2 separate regions of the Homo sapiens genome follow, and region 2 is linked to region 1. A link is a contact called in ENCODE Hi-C data. All regions are on one chromosome and are shown on one strand. Each heading gives the region's core, a stretch centred on a gene start or an enhancer-like site at or near the end of the contact. The rest is flanking DNA. Distances are from core to core; before and after follow the strand shown. Region 1 has its middle 9.7 kb from the start of ANKRD60. Region 2 overlaps LOC101927932 (a long non-coding RNA gene).

Evidence for each region. A loop is a pair of places that touch in the nucleus more often than their neighbours do. Pooled maps may share reads with other maps.
Region 2: a loop to region 1 is called in a map of PC-9, with 5 times the contacts of the local background. The contact joins two enhancer-like sites. A Hi-C loop is called at or near these places in 1 of 168 maps with a recorded cell type or tissue (PC-9), 1 of 37 single-sample maps with no recorded cell type and 5 of 50 pooled maps.

What each region holds. Positions count from the first base shown.
Region 1 is chr20:58,234,639-58,242,015 of GRCh38, reverse strand. It overlaps the pseudogene PPP4R1L. Among named protein-coding and RNA genes, the nearest start is that of ANKRD60, 9.7 kb to the right of the region's middle. RefSeq lists an enhancer at 52-552 and a silencer at 4,842-4,891. Within about 2 kb of position 4,820, at least 11 of the 41 ENCODE cell types and tissues checked have a DNase peak (open chromatin) inside an H3K27ac peak, as active enhancers do.
Region 2 is chr20:58,867,754-58,875,130 of GRCh38, reverse strand. The region is part of intron 3 of LOC101927932 (a long non-coding RNA gene); the gene reads left to right. It also overlaps a transcript of GNAS not described here. Among named protein-coding and RNA genes, the nearest start is that of GNAS, 20 kb to the left of the region's middle. Within about 2 kb of position 4,675, at least 2 of the 41 ENCODE cell types and tissues checked have a DNase peak (open chromatin) inside an H3K27ac peak, as active enhancers do.

The sequences.
Region 1 (7,377 bases), core at 3,571-6,070:
CACTTGTCTCTTTTGAAGAACAAGGACACCCCAGGCGGGAAACCACCTCCCTGCCCTCTCCTTCTGCCTCCCTCTTCCTGGCCACAGTCACGGTGTGCATTCATGGGTTGAGCATGGTGAACTGGGCAGAAACATGGGAGCCCCCTGAGTCGGGATCCTGCTAGAAAGAAGGCTGCTGGATGCTGAGTGGTGGGTGCACAGGTAGCCAGCCAGCATGGTGTCCCACTGGGGTTTGGGGAACTCACAATACCTTCTGGAGGTGCCATGACTTGTGGTGATTTGCTTAAGCCTTGATTTGGCTCCTGGATTAAGTGCTGCACATATGCTTGCACTGAAGACTTTGGAATAAAATTAATTTCTAAAGGGATAATAGTGATTCTAATGACACATCTTGTTACTATATGTGAATTTATTAATAATAAGACCACAAGAAATTGAGGTCTTAGGTTTTTATACCAAAATATTTCTGTTTTATCATGTCCTCTGTTAAAATAAATAGTACATATCAGTGAAAACCTTGGGAATTGAAGGTTCTGGTGGCGCGCCTCAGAGCAAACGAAGCATCTATCGGTGTGTTAATCGACTTTCCTGGATCATACATTGAGCTGATTTGTCAGAATCCATTAAGCTGGTAGACAGTATGACATTTCAAGTGCAACTTGGAAATCCATGTTATGGTTGAAGGAGAAGGTCAGGTCCATCTCAGTTAATGTTAATCAACGATCAGAGACCAAAATGTCACCATTGAATGTTCTTGTTCATTTTAATTGTTTACCTAATGTAAAGGTTTATCAGCGAACATCAGGAGTGTTTGTACCTGTGAAAATCTAGGACAATTTTCTGATTAAATACTCCTGTATCAGCCACATCTTTTCTCTCAGATTCATTGGGTTCCCCAGCCCCCATCCTCTTTCAGGGACCCACCATTGCTGCAATCCCTGATTACCAAGAAATGCTGGAGGTGCTGGCTCTACCACTTCTTGCAAACCTCACCCTTCTGGAGTAGTCTGTGCCTTAAACATGTGAATATTACTTAAAGGTGTTGGTTAGCCATACCAGGGAGTCCCTAGGGCATAAGGAATAGTGGATGCAAACTCACAGGGTTGCTCCTCAGTGCTTTCACTTTAGCCTTTGTATTTCTGTAAGGACCTCCAGCAGTCTTGAAATTAAAATGTATGAAATCAATTTTCCTTTGCACTTAAAAGAACTGGTTTATACAGTATCATATGTAACTGTGCAAATGTAATTTTTAACATCTGGAAAGATACCATTGACTTCAAGGAAAGCTTTTGCCTTGGCTTACAGAAGTAATTTCTGGCATTGAAAAAGGACTCTTTGAAGGGGAAGTGACAGGACAGCTGCTTCCTTTGGAGCAAATTGGTAACATGTCCAATCAACTCTGTAGGATCCAGGTGGACCCAGAAATGGAACCAGTGACCATCTGGAGACTGACCAGAGGCAGGATCCCACCCCACTTGAAGAGAATAAATCTAAATTACAGGTTCGTTTCTTTCGGGGGCGGGGGGGCGGGGAGGCAACTCAAAACTGTGTATTTTCTTAAAGTTAACTTTAAGAATTGGAACCAAATATTTTTTCTTCTATCAATATTGATTACATATTTTAATTCATATTTCGTGTTGCTAATTGTAAAAAATTAATTGTAAGGTAGTGTTTAAGCTTCTGAACAATCTATAATAGTGTTTTCAATAAAGCAAACTAATATGAGAAAAAAATAAGACATCTAACACTGATTTGATTGAGTTCTATCTCAGTCAAGCACAGTCAAACATAGACGTGATTATCAGAGTATAAGGTCTCAGGTGCTAGGTTCTTGGGGCAGTTGTAAGAAAAGAGAAGGCAGTCTCCATTCTCAAGAGCTGGATGTACCAGCCTAAGCAGACATTGCTGTCTAGACTGTCCTCTATGATATCAAATATTGTGCCAATCTTAAGAAGATGAGTTTTGGGTGTTGCTTTCACTTCAAGCAAAATTGAAAACCCACTCTCTGGAGAAAACAGAGTTGGCAATCTGAAGCCCTTTGGCTTTAGGAAGGCCTCATGTTCCTCTCACATTTCTGCTTTATTGTTTTCACCTCTAAACTCCAAACTCCTTGTTTTTCATGAGTATTTTCCTGCATTCACGATGGCCTCCTTTCTCTCTCATTTCCCAGGATGTAATACCTCAGCCGCTGCTAGATCAGTATGTGTCCATGACTGACCCAGCTCGAGCCCAGACTGTCGATACTGACATAGCCAAACACTGTGCCTACAGCCTCCCAGGGGTGGCACTGACCCTGGGCAGGCAAAATTGGCACTGCCTGAAAGATACATATGAAACACTGGCTTCTGATGTACAGGTAAAAGCCTTTCCAGAGGCACGTGCAGAAAGAGGGTGGGTCATTCATTAGGGAGAAAAGGGAAGCTGCAGCAAGGCTTATTGGCCTGAATTTTATGTGGATGCAAATTGGCATGTTTACTGGTCTCTGATGAAATAAAGCTTTAAGTGGCCAACACCTGGCAGTATTCATTTTGCTCCAAAAATGCCATGTAAGATACGGAAGAGGTTGAATTGCACTTGCTTGTCGTGATTCGTGTGTCTGCTATGCACCCCTAGTGGAAGGTACGGCGAGCCCTAGCCTTCTCCATTCACGAGCTGGCTGTGATTCTTGGGGATCAGTTAACAGCAGCTGACCTGGTGCCTATCTTCAATGGATTTTTAAAGGATCTGGATGAAGTGCGAATAGGAGTTCTTAGACACCTGTATGATTTTCTAAAGGTAGGAAGAAGGGTTAAAAGCAAAAAACAAGCCTCCTCTCTCCGAATCAAATTTGTGAAGCCCTGGATGTCTATGGTGTCAGTGAAAAAAACAATGCAGTTTTTAGCTTTCTTTAGCTGAAATGTACCATCCATAATCTTAAAGTGGATGTTCTTTCAGTGATGGGTAAATATTTTAAACTTTTTTCTCCTCATTTTCCTGTCCATTAGAGTTTTAATTCTGTGGAAGATGGTAGACACAAAGCCTAGCACACTCTTTGCAAAAGAAGAAATCAAGGCCCCCAGGTAGTGACCTGACTTGCCCAGAAGTCACCCAGGGGAAGAGCCTGGGCTGAAGTCCAACCTCTGTTCTGCATGAAGCACTTTTTCTGCAAGTCGCTGCTGCTTCCCTTCTGGCTTCCCCCCCTCCCCCCCAAACGAACGATGAATATAAAAAATAAGAGTTTAAAAATGACCTAGAGAAACTAATTACTCTCATCCACATGACCAAGAGCTGCCCTTCACGGACTCTGGTGTGCGCTGCTCCAGCTGAGTCTCTCCTCTCCTGGTGCCGAGCAGCCTCGCTCCCTGGGAAGCGGCAGTGGCACACTGTCTTCCAAACACACACAGACTGGGTTTTTGTTTGTCTGTTTTTTTGTTTTTAGATAGGAAATTACTAAAGCAGGAAGACCTCAGGGGCATTCAGAAATACATAATAAGCACATGTCCTAGCCAGGGGAAAAGGTTGGAGGTGTTCAGGGATGCATTTGATGTCAGTGTACAGCAGTGTTCATTCGCAGCCACGCTGCGTGATAGATGACGAGGTGTAGGGGAAATGCAAAAGTTCTTGCCAGTGACAAATGTATAATTGGAAGTGGAATAAAAGGGGGCATTTGGGGTCATTTTGAAGGATTATACATGTTTGTTTATATATACATTTTTAAAAAATAGTTGCTTCATGAAGACAAGAGGAGAGACTATCTTTATCAGCTTCAAGAATTTGTAGTGACTGATAACAGCAGGAATTGGAGGTTTCGATATGAACTAGCAGAGTAAGTAAAAACATATTTGGGGATATGAGAAAGCAAACTAGATGGAATAAATCTTAATTTTCTTACCATATAATTGATTTCTAAAGCAGCAGCAATAGTGTTCTTTTAGATAAAGAGATTATGTTTTTATTAAGGTATAAACAGAATTCCAAAAACCCTGAGTTACAAATACCACAGTCTCCGGGGAGACATTCATTTTCAGATGAAGACAGGGCTTGAGTCACTTTCGAATTAGAGTGTTCTGCTGTTCTAGAAGGCAATTTATTTGAACCAAATAAAAGATGAATCACCCACTCTTCAGTGTTTTCCTATTAATCGGAGCAGTTTTTACCAGAGCTTTCCTGAACATTCTGAGTGTGGTCCTCTCCGTAGGGTACAGCATGCTTAATGCCCTTTAGCTACTGTGGGAGACAGGAAGGGGTCTAACCCAGATGAGATGATTATGAAACAAAAAGGTTCCCCAAGGTGGCTCCTATCTGCACATCATTTTGTGCCTGAAGGAGTTATTTAATTCTGTCTTGAGCTGGCAAAAGGAATGTTCCAGGCTTTAGTGATGATGAAAGGGTGGAAGCATCAGTTTAAATAACTCCCCTTCCTAAGGTATATAATGTGCCTTTCACGGTGTGGAGGGAATTTGTTTGTGGCAGTTGTTGTTTGGGTTTTAGTTTTTACCTTGTTTTCATTTCGGTGTCTTTAGTTTTCATTTTTCTCATCCACAACTAGAAATCTCTCAAATAATTGTCTTCCCTGAATAAATTCATCAGGCTTTTGCAGCTATTCAGGATATGATTTGGCTGATGCCAGGGGCAAACCGAAAGCCTTTCTCTTTGCTGTGGTCTTTAATCATTCTGCTTAATTTGAGAGATTGAGGTTTCAGTCATTTTACCATGTTCCCAGCATCCTGTTCTGAGTCGAGAAAAACAGGCCCACGTTTTCCATGAAAGCAGTGCGACCTCTAGCGGCGGCGCACGGGAAGTAGGCGCGCTCGGTGCCCGGCGGGGCTTCCCCGGGTGGTTGCGCGGCCCCAGTGCCCGACCACGTTATCTAGCCCCCTACGCGCCCTATCTCCCATCTCCCGGCTTATTGAAGCCACAGCGACTGATATGAATTCTGTGCTCCGGTGCCCATGATATTGGTATCATGTTTTTGAAAACGGTGCTTTTTGATATGAAAGTATTCACCAGCACTCCGGGCTTCTGGTTCTAACTTCCTCCCCATCTCTTTTTCATTTCCTTTCGTTGCCTGGGTGAAAGCAATGTCATTTATTTTCATGCCCTTCTCCCCATCCCCATTTAGAAAGTAGTGAAAGCTTTGGTAGTGGGTTTTCGCAGCCAGCCGTCTCCTGCATGCTTTTGTCTTTCGGAGTAAGGAGCACGCGCTCCCAGTTCTCTCCAAGCGGACCTCGCTGCAGTGAAACCACCTCGTGCTGCCAAGAGCCGCGAGCAGGAGCATCCGGTTCGGTTTGCAGTCGGAGAAACGCCGGGGCGGTCGTGCAATCTCAGAGTGTTCGCTTGATCTGTTGACCTTTGTGAACTTCAACATTCTGGCTATTTTTATGTTATCTGATTTTTAAAGTTTTATGTGCTTTTCAACTGATAACCTAAAATTGAAATATTAAATCTGTATTCATAAATTTCTCAGCCTCTATTTTACAGAGTTTATTTCCTTTTTGTTTGATTTGTATGTGTGTGAGATGAAGAATTAAAATTTTGTTCACATTTTTTTTGCATGGTCATTTTGCTCAGCTTTCTGCTGTTGGCATTTTACTGAAGACCGAAATCTTGCTGGGTCTTTTGCTGTTCATTTCCCAGCCTGGCTATTTTTATCTGTAAGATGAAATAACAGTAAAAAGAAATCAATAATTTTGTTTTTTTGCCCAAAAATAATGTTTTTTTTGTTGTTGTTTTTGTTGTTGTTGTTTTCCTTTTAATTTCAGACAGCTGATACTGATTCTGGAACTCTATAGTCCCAATGATGTTTATGATTACCTAATGCACATTGCCTTAAAGTTGTGTGCAGATCAAGTTTCTGAAGTTCGGTGGATCTCCTTCAAACTAGTAAGGAATCAGGGCATTTGCTCTGTGATTTTTACAAATAGGAATGTTGATGTATCTTCCATTTTAACTCTTTTAATTTTTCTGGGCTTACTTTGTCAGCTAACCTATGAAACTAGCTTTTAAAATTTGAAATTAGGAACTATATTATAGTTTTATCAATTTGTAGGATAGCTTTTTTTGTTATATGTTTCAGTGACGGCAATTGTGGAGTAATCCTTTTATATATGAAACTCTTTAAGCCATAGGTTAGTGTTTTTAAAATACAGGTTGATTTACAGCTTGGTTTTGTAGAAAAATATTTAGTGAGCAAAGACTCTGCTGTAGAAAAGCTGATCCTATTTTTTTATGTGGGCTTTACACCAGCTGAATACTGATGAAAAAAAATCACATTTGACAATATTGATTTTAAGATACTCTGATGGTATTAAAATTTTATAAAAATGACATGTTCTGAAAGGTAATGATTTAGTTATTAAGCAAGGGGACATGCTCTAAAATTTGGAACCTTAAGATTAAGAATGTATTTTTCTAATGTCAGTCTCCTTTGAAGTTTCATTTTTATGAAGGGTTTTATGTGTGTGTGTGTATTGCCTATATTTAAACATCTTTTTTCTCTGTGTTCTAATGATGACCGTGACAAAAATTACTTTCTCCTGCGCCTATAAATTCATTTTAAAGGTGGAAGGATGCATAAAAATGTCTAGTTTCCGTGTAGAGTAGTATTCGTAATTCAAATAGATGGCAGCATTTTAAATGTGCTCTTTTGATGTTTTTCACAGGTCGTGGCAATTCTGCAGAAGTTCTATTCCAACAGTGAAAGTGCATTGGGGTTAAATTTCATCAATGAGCTCATCATAAGGTTCCGGCACTGTTCTAAGTGGGTTGGAAGGCAAGCTTTCGCTTTCATTTGTCAGGTTAGCAAGACCCCGGGAGGGATCTACCCTGGGTAACATCTGCCACGTGATGAAATCAAGTTCACCAGACAGAGAATCTCAGCCTGGAGCACTAGCCAGGAACTGAGGAATTAGTTCACCTAGCCCTGTTATCTCACAGGACATTGGGACCAACCCAGTGTGGTGAAGGGACTTGCCCAGGGTTACCCCACTGGCATACTCATTTGCCACATAGCTATTGATTGAGTACCTACGATGGTCCAGACAGATTCTAGATGCTAAAGACAAAGTGAACAAGCCTCTGCTCTCCCACATTTCCATCCAGTAAGATAAGGGCCAGGCCCACAGTCCACTCCTTTCCTATACAGGTCTGTGTCCACCACTACACCTCACCTTAGCCAGTGGCTTTGGAAGGAAGGCAGGATGAAGAATTGGGCAGTGGGTTAGGGCAGAGACTTTAACCTCTTTAGAGTAAATGTGTAGAGTTCGTATCATCCTGTCCAGCTCCTCAGATCGCCCTCTCTACTCAGCCTCTTGGAAATGAGGGTGTGATTTATGTTTGCCTAGGAGCAATGGCAGTGATAATGGCTGCCATTTCTTGAATACCTCTTGTGTGCCAGGT
Region 2 (7,377 bases), core at 3,426-5,925, 630 kb before region 1:
ACCTGAGAGTTCTTTCAGTTCAGTCATCCAGACAACCTTCCCTTGTCTTATTTTTAACATAAAAAATAGCTAGCAATCTGTATTACACAGATATTTTCAAAAAAACATAAAGGTCACTATCATATGCTGTGATAGTTACAGAGACCTATCCATAAGACATATTATTTCAAGGGTAATAAATAGATAATTTAAAAGTATTTGTGAAAGGAAAGTTGGAAATTAAATTCTGGAAATTAAAATGTGTTTTTCATTCCACAATGGCTGGAAATTAATTATAGTATTTGAATATAGACTATCTCTATCTGCATTAGGGAACAAAACAAAAGAGACCCAAAGCTCAGGATCTAAGATGGAGGACTGGAACTAAGATAGAGGGCAGGCCAGGAACTAAGATGGAAGGCAGGCCAGCAGCAAAGATAGAGGGCAGGCCAGGAGCAAAGATAGAAGGCAGGCCAGGAGCTAAGATGGAGGGCAGGCCAGGAGCTAAGATAGAAGGCAGGCCAGAAGCTAAGATGGAGGGCAGGCCAGGAGCTAAGATGTAAGGCTAGAGCTAAGACGGGGGCCAGCCCAAGAGCTAAGATGGAGGGTTGGAGCTAAGATGGAGGATGAAAGCACTAAGGTGAAAGCACTCTGTAGTACATAAGGATCTGGCTGCAAACTACACTTTCCCATCTAACTCTCAAAACACTAATCCTAGACATAGAAGATTTCTAAGGTTAGGTGGGAAATATTGGGCCCATCTTCCTAAGAGAATTTTAGTCTTGAAAGATCCTGGAAGGCATAGTTTGGCTCCAGAGAGTGCACAATGAAAGAAAGAAGTTGGCAAAAGGCAGTTCTCAGCACCACTCTTGGGCCAGGCCTCTGCAGCCCCTCCTGGAAGCAAGACTGCCTCCTCAGCATGGCCAGTAACCCTCTGGGCTGTGCCTCCTGGAGAAAGGCCTCATTCAGTCCCATGACTGACAAGTTATCAACAGGGAGGTCTACCCTATCAACAGGGAGGTCTATCCTGTGACTAGCAAAGGTTCAGTCACTGCTGTTTGTGCAGAAATTTTCAGCCTCAGAGTGGCATGAAAATCTGAATGGCTGTGCCTGTCAAATGTTGCTTGTTTTGACCCCAGCAGATCCTTCTAGGTTTTCTGCAGTTTAATTATCAGCACTCATGACACTTTTAGGTAACCTCTGATTTGGTGTGCTCAACTGGGCTGGAAGACTCTTAGCAGGTTGTTGAAGTCTTTTGGTTGACAATCTTTCCATCTTTCCTTATTTATTCCCTGTGTAATCGCTTAGCAGAGACTGCCCACTCTTGTTAACTTCCTGGGTTTGTTTTGATTCCATCAAGGGAGTAGCAGTGTCTCATACTTTTGTCTTCCCCACGGGGAAGGGCACATATTTGGCACTCAATACATGTATATCGAATGAATGAACAAATGAAAATGCCCGAATTGAGGCAAACTCACCGACCAGGCAAGGATTCGTCCTTCTAAGGGGCGTGGCAGACACGTGAGCAGCTACTGCAAGCTTAGAGATGCTACTAGACAGACAAAAAGGAGTAAGGCTATTTCGACCTTCAAGTTAACCAAAAAATTAGGAAATAACTTATCAGTGAGAAAAAATGGGTACATGTGCTAGTCCCTGTGTACCAAGGACTGGGCAGGATTCCATGCTTTTGCCAAGTTGGACATAACCTACAGATGAGTAAACCTCAGACCTGCCAATAGTCAAACATTTGAAAAATTAATTTGTGACAACTGTTTTCACTTGGAACCATGATGGATTTAACTGTTTTCTTAAATTAGGCATGTCATTTTATGCTAAATTTCCACTAAACATTTCCCAACAACATTTCTTTCTTCCTGAAGAACCACCGTGACCCCTAACTCCCTGACAATTCCAAAATGTCACAGAAGGCCCATTTTATAAACATATTTGTGAATGAGTTCCTTTTCATAGCTATTAGATCAGCAATTATTTTCCCCAACACTGGCCCCTAATCAGCCATTTTGCTAAGTCTCAAAGCAACACAAATTTAGCTCAAATCAATTAGCAACACATTTCTAACTCTTGGTGCTTGGGGAGAGTCTGAACTCCTCCTGATGGGATGAGGCTAACGCCTTGAGAATGAACTGAGAGGCAGGTCAGCCCAGGAAGCCACTTCTGCCTTTGTGGTTGTGCTTTACAAGAAGGCCAAAATGTGGGAGAATGGGGTCCAACCACAACAAATTAGGATGAAATTTTGATTTTATTTTTTTTCTCTTGAGCTGATGAATGAAGCCCAGGACATAGAAAGGCAGCTGACGGAATATTTTCCCCACCAATGCCAGGAAGCTGAAGGTCTGCTCTTGTGATTTGCATCTGGCTGTGATGTTCTCTCTCTGCCCCCCACCCTCACCCCAGCACAGAGCAATCAACCTTGTCCCTGTTCTCCTCTGGCTGAATTCCCCCCTTTTCTCTTCCCCTCACCTTTCCTTGCTGAACAGAATTGTCTTCCCTCTCTAATGAACATAACCCAAGAGAATAAAACTTGTTTTTCAAAGTGGGGAGGGGGAATGGGAGGAAGAAAGGAAGGAAGGGAGGAAGGAAGGAAAAAGAAAAAAAGAAAACAATGCCTACAGTGGGTCTGGCTGGAACCCAATTCTCAAGGACATCGATTTGTAAAATTCAAAGGTTTCCCCAACATCAAAGATCTATACTTAACTTATAGGATGCTCACTTTTAACCTTAGGGTTTGCTTTGTTTTGTTCTGGATAATTATCAAATTTAAAAATTTATGATTTTTTTTTTTAAAGAACTAGAAGGTTCTCTGTGTGCCAGACTTTCTAAAACAAAACAAAACCACTTAGTGGGATAAGGCATGTGAAAACACTTGTGCTCCATGAAGTGTGCTACATGCAGTGTGTTCCTAACTTTAAAATAAAACAAAAATTGGACCATCGTTTTAGAATCAGGAGGTAAACACTTGGGAAAGCAATAAGAGGTGAGAGGGCAGTGGTCAGAGCTCAGAGGGTGGTGGTGGCCCCCGTCTTGGCACACAAGAGAGGCCTCTGTCCCAGCTCTTCTGGTTGGCACTTGAACGAACAAGGGACCTCATGGGGCAGTGAGATGGGGAGGAGAGGATGCCCCAGCCTGGATTGTGAACCTGCCTCTCCTCCCCGTACTCCTGTCCGGTCTAGCCAGCCTGGCCCCTCAGCTGTGCCAGCCACACCCTCCTTGGCAGCGCTCCACCCCCTGCCTGGTAGAAGGATAATCACTTGCAACCTGATCCTCTCCTCTGTTCTGGACTAGAAGTTCCTAGAGGGCAAGGACCCCATTTGGTGCTTAGAGCTAAACTTGGCAAAGGCACTCTTTTCTTTTTTCTTTTCTTCTCTTTTTTCTTTTCCTTTCTTTTCTTTTCTCCCCCTCCCTCCTCCCTCCCTTCCTTCTTCCTTCCTTCTCTCTTTCCTTTCCCTCTTTTTTCCTCCTCTCTCTCCCTTTTAATTTTTTTGGTTTTTTTTTTGTTGTTTGTTTTTTTTTTTTTTTTCGACGGAGTATCATTCTTGTTGCCCAGGATGGAGTGCAATGGCACAATCTCGGCTCACTGCAAACCCTGCCTCCCGGGTTCAAGCGATTCTCCTGTCTCAGCCTCCCGAGTAGCTAGAATTACAGGCATGCGCCACCATGCCCAGCTAATTTTGTATTTTTAGTAGAGATGATGTTTCTCCATGTTAGTCAGGCTGGTCTTGAACTCCTGACCTCAGGTGATCTGCCCACCTCGGCCTCCCAAAGTGCTGGGATTACAGGCGTGAACCACTGCTCCCTTTCAAATTTTTAAATTTAATCTCTATTTACTTCTTTCCTTCCGTTTGCACCTTAATTTCTCTTTGTCTCTCTCTTTCAACAATAAACAACTGGCCAAAGGGAATTGGTTTTAATTTCTGAGTCGTTCACAAGGACCCCGGGATTTCAAAAGATCAGAGAAGGAAAAACAAAGGGAGGGAACCTCAATTCTTTCCCTGCTCTTCCCCGCTAGCGAAAGGACTGAACAAGTGAAAGAACTGTGGAAGGACGATGGCGAACATGGAAGAGCTCTAAGGAAACTGTCCTGTAGTGTGTGTTTGTGGAGCAGGGGGATTAATATGAAACTGCACACCATGATTCATGCCCTCTCAAAACTATGCATACACCTGAGTAAAGAACAGGGGGAGATAATGATCAGTAAAATCACAGCAGGGTGAGGGTAGGCTGGGGGGATTTCCTGTAATATTATGATGTCATTTTAACAATAAATACAACTAGAAGAAAAGGCGCCCGGCCAAGTGTGGGATGTGGGTTCCATGTCATGTGGGAAGCGAAAGTGGGCAGTTGGGCCCCAGAAGGGAGAGTTCTAAGAGGGTGTGGTTCCCTCTAAGGGAGGGATTTGTGCGTCTGGCGCAGGGAGAAGACTGACCAAGAAAGCCACCAAATAAACAGACCAAACCCCCAACCACCCCTCCCCTGAGAAAAGCACAGAATGGCTGTATTGGTGTTAAAAGTAAGGTCCCCGGGACCCAAGACAGGATGAGAGCCCCAACCAAAACACCCTGGAAACATGGGGCTTTTTTTCCATTTGGGCATCCTACATTTCATCTAGAGAATTCCAAGATCCCAATTTCTGAGAGCAGACCCAGCCATTCTGAGCTCTCTGCTGACCTCTGGTGGGGAGGAGCTCCCATGGCCCAGGAAAGGTTGGAAAGAGGCAGCCACCTGCCCTGGCCTCCTCTGTTCCCCACGGTCTACAGGGTCACCTGCCCTCAGCCACCACTCAGGGCTAGAAGTCAGGGACTGTGAGGAGGAGAAAGTGCAAGAAAAGCTTTAAAGAATCCTCAGAGGAATATGGGCATAAGAGAATCATGTTGTAGGAAAGTTATCAAGTAAAAGAAAATTTTTTAAATAGATGGGTGGGAGGGACGTTTACCTTAAATCAACCCTGTGTATTCAGTTTCTTTAACTTTACAATCTTAAGAGAGAGGGGAGAAAGAATGTGTATATGAATGGGGTATGGAGGGTAAATTTGATCAGAAAGAAATAAATTCCCATTGGAGGACTTTGTAGGTCCTTGTGTGGGAGGCCTGTGTGGCCCTTCTCAAATAGATGACCTCATCATTTTCCAGCTGCTGGGTGGGGTGGTGCAGGGGGCAGAAATGGAAGGGAATGGCAACGGTACCTGTTCTTGGAACCAAGGAATTTGACCCAGACACCATCGGACCCAGCTTCCCCTCCCGTGGAAACGAGGCCTAAAGAAGCCAGAAGTGGCCTGCCCCAAGGCAGTGCTGAGCCTGAGATGGACAGTAGGGGTCCCATCCTTAGAGAGGACACCTTCGCTAGTGAGAATGCCCCAGTGTGCCGTGAAGCACTGAGAAGTGGAGAGGGGTTGAGGAGGGGAAGAACTTAAAACTAGCCCTGAGGTCTCAGAGATCCTGAAAAACACAATGATACTTGCATGAATGGAAAAGCAATGATGTATCCCTAGCAAGTCCCTTCTCTGTAAACAATCATTGACCATGCACCTCAAATTCTACTTCATCTCTCCATATTGTCTTAAATGCTAACTTCTCCAGGTAGGCCCCTTAGATTTCCCTGGTGGAAACTGGAGCTCTGCTCACCTATGAACCTCTTTTCTAGCCCTTGATTGAGGTGTGAAAGAGTTTACCACCAAACTCTGCTCCCACAAAGATTCTCCCGGTGATTGGGACCCAGAAACTATTAATTATTTACCAAAGGACAACAGAGGGCCCTACCATTTGATTTCCTATACAATCTGCCATTTTGGAACAGACATTTAAAAAAATTTGTGTTGGATAGGGGGTTGGCATACCTCATCTATTGAAACTTTATAAGATAATTAAATAAGTTTTAAAGTGAGAAAGACATCCCTCCTGTTTTTTCAATTGAGAAAAACTAGAACCAGGGATTTGTCCAAGATCTCAGGACCAGTTCCCAGGAGAACCGGGGCACCAGGGCGGTGAATCTGGAGGTTACCTGATCGTGTGCTTTCCTGCCTTGGCTAAGATCTTCAGATCCACTCGTTAAAAGTTGCCGGGATTTGTCCTTAGATGTCAATTGCTCAACTGAAACCTTTTAAAAACATTCCTCAGCCTTAGGGGCAGGGGCCGTGTCCTTGGGAAGGAGGATTTAGGGAGGGGGATGCGGGTTCTGCCTTAGGCGCCGGCGCAAGGGTGAATTTTTGAAAGCCAGGCTGTCAATCGTAAAAGCCGAGCGCCATCTGCCAGCCGGTTCTGAGTAGCCTTGCTTTCTTTCATTGTTTCCACTTCCCAGCCCTGAATAATTTGTGTTCTCATTTATTTCCCTCCAAAAAAAAGGTAGTTCCTGCTCAGAAAGTCCCCCCAAAATAAGAACCCCATTTAAAAATAAATCTTAGAAGAGAGTGAGAGAGCGAGAAAACAAAGGAAAAGTGAGAAAGAAATTCGAGAACTCCTTAGGAGGCTGCTTTCCGTTCTCCCCTTTCTGGATTGTGAAACTTCTGAGAAAATGAGAGATGAGCCCCCTTTCTTCAACTAAGGCAGCCCTAATGGTCTTGCTTCTTCTTTCTGACCTCTCACCTTCTTGTGGCGAGCAGATGCCCCACTTTGAGCCTGCCTTAACATCTGAAATCAGACCCTAACTCTGGGGAATCAAGATTGCAGGGCCAGAAAAAAAAAAAAAGCTGGCTGCGGTGGTTCACGCCTGTAATCCCAGCACTTTGGGAGGCCAAGGTGGGCGGATCATCTGAAGTCAGGAGTTGGAGACCAGCCTGGCTAACATGGTGAAACCCCATCTCTACTAAAAAGACAAATATTGGCAGGGCACGGTGGCTCACGCCTGTAATCCCAGCACTTTGGGAGGCTGAGGCAGGGGGATCACCTGAGATCGGGAGTTTGAGACCAGCCTGACCAACATGGAGAACCCCATCACTACTAAAAATACATAATTAGCTATGTGTGGTGGCGTGCGCCTGTAGTACCAGCTACTCAGGAAGCTGAGGCAGGAGAATTGCTTGAACCTGGGAGGTGGAGGTTGCAGTGAGCCAAGATCATGCCACTTCACTCCAGCCTGGGTGACAGAGCAAGACTCCATCTCAAAAAAAAAAAAAAAAGAAAGAAAGAAACAGGAGAGGTGTCCACTATCTGCTATATGTTAGCTTAAGTCTGAGGCTGAGATGCCTGCAAGCCTTTTGGATTCATCCCTGGCACCTGAGTTCCAAGTCTCAATCTCAAGCCTCCTTTCTCAAGCTGTCCCTGTCCTGCCCCCATCTTGTGTCTTGACTTTCTCATACATAAAGCTGAACACAGAGATACCCTCTGCTTCTTCCCTGACAACTCATCAAATTTAAGGTGCTCTCCTGACCATGGCAGGACCCCAGGA